Regions from separate parts of the Homo sapiens genome. Here region 1 is linked to region 2. Evidence: read pairs that join two places in POLR2A ChIA-PET (ENCODE). Cell type or tissue: IMR-90. All regions are shown on one strand.

Evidence for each region. Peaks named below come from ENCODE experiments on the same cell type or tissue, not always from the same donor. Only the 100,000 strongest peaks of a DNase experiment are listed, where the experiment ranks them.
Region 1: POLR2A ChIA-PET joins it to region 2 with 5 read pairs; 2 of 35 experiments call an interaction of 5 or more read pairs at or near these places.

What each region holds. Positions count from the first base shown.
Region 1 is chr14:64,545,870-64,548,369 of GRCh38, reverse strand. No RefSeq gene overlaps it. Among named protein-coding and RNA genes, the nearest start is that of PPP1R36, 2.8 kb to the left of the region's middle. In IMR-90, no CTCF peak of the experiment used is centred here; no DNase peak of the experiment used is centred here.
Region 2 is chr14:65,004,503-65,007,002 of GRCh38, reverse strand. All of the region lies in intron 4 of CHURC1-FNTB (CHURC1-FNTB readthrough), which reads right to left. All of the region lies in intron 2 of FNTB (farnesyltransferase, CAAX box, subunit beta), which reads right to left. It also overlaps a transcript of MAX not described here. Among named protein-coding and RNA genes, the nearest start is that of FNTB, 19 kb to the right of the region's middle. RefSeq lists an enhancer at 711-1,910. In IMR-90, no CTCF peak of the experiment used is centred here; a DNase peak (open chromatin) is centred at 1,032.

The DNA of each region.
Region 1 (2,500 bases), 460 kb after region 2:
TAAGGTACATTTTTCACCAGTTAGGTTTCTTTTTAAATGACATTAGAAACTCACAACCAAAACTGGAAATATGATTGTCCCTGTAAAGAAGAATAAACACAATTGATGATATTTAGTAGGGATGAAGGTAACTTCTAAATATTTGATAACTCCAAGTGTCCTGTGAGGGAATTTTTTTTTTTCCTAATTAAGAGAAACTTAAGGTCATATAACTATCTAAGAGCATATAATATATAACTAAATTGCTGGTCCCAGATTTTAGGTCCAAGACATTAACTGAATATAATTCATGCTAATTCTATAAAAAAGATAATGGACAGGTTTGTTTTTTTGTTTGTTTGTTTTGAGACGGAGTCTCGCTCTGTCGCCCCGGCTGGAGTGCAGTGGCATGATCTCGGCTCACTGCAAACTCCGCCTCCCGGGTTCACGCCATTCTGCCTCAGTCTCCTGAGTAGCTGGGACTACAGGAGCCCCCACCACGCCCGGCTTATTTTTTAGTAGAGACGGGGTTTCACCGTGTTAGCCAGGATGGTCTCGATCTACTGACCTCATGATCCGCCCGCCTCGGCCTCCCAAAGTGCTGGGATTACAGGCGTGAGCCACCGCGCCCGGCCAATGGACAGGTTTTTATAGTGTTGTAATTCTACCTTAAAAAATTAACTTTCCACAGAAGAAAACAGCAATGCAAAATTTTGAATTAACAACTCCATTTTTGAAAAATTATTTTTTTTTCTGACACTATACATCTGCAGATGGCAGCTCCTGTTTTTTTGTTTGTTCATTTGTTTTGTTTTGAGACAGGGTCTCACTCTGTCGCCCGGGCTGGAATACGGTAGTGCGATCTCCGCTCACTGCAACCTCCGCCTCCCGGGCTCAAGCGATTCTCCCACCTCAGCCTCTTGAGTAGCTGGGACTACAGGGGCACGCCACCATGCCTGGCTGATTTTTGTATTTTTAGTAGAGACAGGGTTTCACCATGTTGGCCAGGCTGGTCTCGAACTCCTGACTTCAAGTGATCTGCCCGTTTCGGCCTCCCAAAGTGCTGGGATTATAGGCGTGAGCCACCGCGCCAGCAGCTCCATTTTTGATTGCTTATTTACTAAACCTTCAATTCACAGACAACCTAATCTACACTGAAAGAAGGGGAAGAAAGGGCCTATGACATCTTGGTATGTTCTAAGGGAAAGACATTTTAACATTAAGCATCACCCTATTAAATTTCAGAACTGCATATACCCTAAAATATTTCCATTTCAAAAGCTACATCAAGGCCGGGTGCGGTGGCTCAGGCCTGTAATCCCAGCACTTTGGGAGGCCGAGGCGGGCTGATGACCTGAGGTCAGGAATTCAAGACCAGCCTGGCCAACATGGTGAAACTCCGTCTCTACTAAAAATACAAAAATTAGCCAGTCGTGGTGGTGGGTGCCTATAATTCCAGCAACTCTGGAGGCTGAGGCGGGAGAATTGCGTGAACCCAGGAGGCGGAGGTTGCAGTAACCGAGATTGCTCCACTGCACTCCAGCCTGGGCGACAGAAGGAGACTCCAACTCAAAAATAAAAATAAAAAGCTATATCAAGAATAAACACTGGGGCCAGGCATAGTGGGTCAGGCCTGTAATCCCAGTACTTTGGGAAGCCAAGGCGGGCAGATCACTTGAGGTCAGGAGTTCCAGACCAGCCTGGTCAACATGGTGAAACTCTTGTCTCTACTACATAGTCCCAGCCATTCAGGAGGCTGAGGTGGGAGAATCACTTGAACTCAGGAGGCAGAGGTCGCAGTGAGCCATCGTGCCATTGCACTCCAGCCTGGGCAACAGAGCAAGACTCTGTCTCAAAAAAAATAATAAATACTGGGCTTTTGCCAAGCGCAGTGGCTCACGCCTGCAATCCCAGCACTTTGGGAGGCCGAGGCGGGCAGATCAGCTGAGCTCAGGAGTTCAAGTCCAGCCTGGCCAACACGGTGAAACCCTCTCTACTAAAAATACAAAAATTAGCCGGGTGTGGTGGCATGCGCCTGTAATCCCAGCTACTCGGAAGGCTGAGGCAGGAGAATTGCAGAGGTTGCAGGGAGCTGAGGAGGCCCCACTGCACTCTAGCCTGAGCAACAGAGTGAGACTCTGTCTCAGAAAACAAAACAAAACTGGGCTTTTTCTAAAGATCCAAAATTTTCCTCGAGGAATTAAATTCTGCTCCTAATTCTGTAACTAATTCAGAAGTTTATTCACACCTATTTATACATTACACAATTGAATATTCCTGCTTCTGAATCCAAACATATATATTCCCTTAACAGTTGAGACATACGGATGTGAGATATTTTTAAACTTCAATTTAAATCGTGTTCAAAAGCAAGAGGAGCATGCCTCACAACACAACCTTTATAAACTACATTCAGTTAAAAGTAAGAATATGTTATAGGTCCACTATTGGAAAATCATAAAAATAGATTTTCTGATTTCATCTAGATAGCCAGGTTGTATTACTGTTTAAGATTATACAT
Region 2 (2,500 bases):
AGCCCTGATATATTCTATTTCCACAAGGATCCGAGCCCAGGAGGAACACTTTTTTTTTCCCACCCATACTTGACCTACCAGCTATGAATCAGGGGATTTCACTCCTTTAATATCATCTACCACCACTCTCAAAAAACAACTGCTTCCTCCCAGACTATAACCTCCCATTTTCCCTCATATCTCAGTGTGAATAAAAGTCTTTCTTCAGCTCATGAGCTAAGGAAAAACAAATTTTAAAAAAGGAATGAAAGAGACCAAGGGCTCTATCCTGATGGTAAGTGAAAAGGGAATGTCAAATAATCAAAGGTTCATGTGAGAAACAGAGGCTGTGTGTCCCCAGAGCCCAGGCAGTGGACAGTGACTCAGCCCGATCGGGTGAGTCATCGGGGGTACAACCACAACAACAAAGCCCCTCCAAAAGCAATCACCCACACCCTCACCATTATGAAGTCTTGTCCCCTCTGGGGAGGCTAAGCTTGAACCAGCTTGTGCCTAGGGGCAGCGAACTGCCAAGGATACCATTACATTTAAGAGAGCTCGTTCTCCCAAGCTATTTAAATAAATGGCGTCATTTGCTAATCTCTAGCTGTATCTCATGACAAGAGGAATAATTCATTTTATTGAGGTCAGAGCATTGGGTTAATGCAGAGATTTGGTTTAGCAGTTAAGGGAAAGACTATACTAGTAAGCTGATATTTTTCCTCCTTTCCTTCCCCAGGGAACAAAGATGAAGTTAACCCTCCCACCTGTCTTTCCTTATGAACACTTGCCTTTTCCAACTGTTTTCTGCCATGGCTAATCAGAAAAAGTTTCTTAAGGAAATGGTGGCAAAAAAAAAAAAAAAAAGACACAAAGGTAACAAACAAAGCTGGACCTATTTATAATGTTCCAGTAAGCAGAAGTACCTAGAGACTGACTTGCTAGGATTTAGTCTGTTAGAAGATCTCAAGAAGTCAAGAGACATGATGAAGGAGGAAAGGCTGAACTTCAGACCTGCAACTTCCCAGCCAGAGTGAATCAGCCAGTGACCTAACCACACTTTGTTCAGAGATGTCAAGGAAAAGTGTTCTCTCGGCCAGGTGCCATGGCTCACAGCTGTAATCTCAGCACTTTGGGAGGACTGCTTGAGGCCAGGAGCTCAAGACAAGCCTGAGCAACACAGTGAGACCCCCATCTCTACAAAAAATAAAAACAAAAATAAAATAAGCTAGGCATAGTGATGTGTTCCCATAGTCCCAGCTACTGCGGAGGCTGCACTGAAAGGATTCGCAGGAATTCAAGGCTGCTGTGGGCTATGATCAGGGCACTGCACTCCAGCCTGGGCAACAGAGCAAGACAGGGCAAGACAGGGCAGGGCAGGGCAGGACCGGACAGGACAGGACAAGACAAGACAGACAGAAAGGAAAGAAAGTGAGAAAGACAGAGACAGAAAGAGAGAGGGAGAGAGAAAGAGAGAGGAGAGAAAGAAAGAGAAAGAGAAAGAGAGAGAGAAAGAAAGAAAGAAAGAAAGAAAGAAAGAAAGAAAGAAAGAAAGAAAGAAAGAAAGAAAGAAAAGAAAGGAAGAGAAAGTGTTCCATCATTAAGATAAAATGGTGACCACACAGTTTTAGGCTACTGATCAATTCTGATGGCTGGAAATATAACAAATAATGGTTTCAAAAAAAGACTCTGACTGCATGAGAAGTACTAATACAAGAATGAAATAACCTTATGAAATTCTAGTGTGACATATTACAAAACACTGGAAGAGAAAATAAAGGTTCAAATTAAATAATAAATTTTTTCCTATAATTCCCTTTTCAAAATACCTGACCTCACAGGACTTAGAAGACTTCAACTTGCTAAGCTCCAAGGAAAACAAAAGGCATTCTATTTCTTGTTTGAAATTTCATCCTTGGGATATGGAACACAATTACCAACAGGGAGTAGGCATGGAGAAACTCAAACTTCCCATGTTTTTCCAGTCAAATAATAATCCATCCCTTGCCATCTCCCTGGACTCTAAATGTTTCAAAGTACAATATGAAAAAGAAAAATCTGGGCCGGGCACAGTGGCTCACGCCTGTAATCCCAGCACTTTGGGAGGCTGAGGCGGGTGGATCACCTGAAGTCAGGAGTTTAAGACAAGACTGGCCAACACGGTGAAACCCTGTCTCTACTAAAAATACAAAAATTAGCCGAGTGTGGTGGTGGGTGCCTGTAATCCCAGCTTCTTGAGAGGCTGAGGCAGGAGAATCACTTGAACCTATGAGGCGAAGGTTCCAGAGAGCCGAGATTGTGCCACTGCACCCCAGCCTGGGCAACAAGAGCGAAACGCTGTCTCAAAAAAAAAAAGAAAAAGAAAGAAAAAGAAAAACCTGAGAGTTCTCATCTGAAGACCAGAGCAGCAGGCCACCACTAAACAAAAACCTGGAATTCCTCTCTCCATCTTCAGACCTCAGAATTGAGGCATTGAGGGGAATCCCCATGTAACACCTGGCAGCTCAGCTCGAGTGGAGAA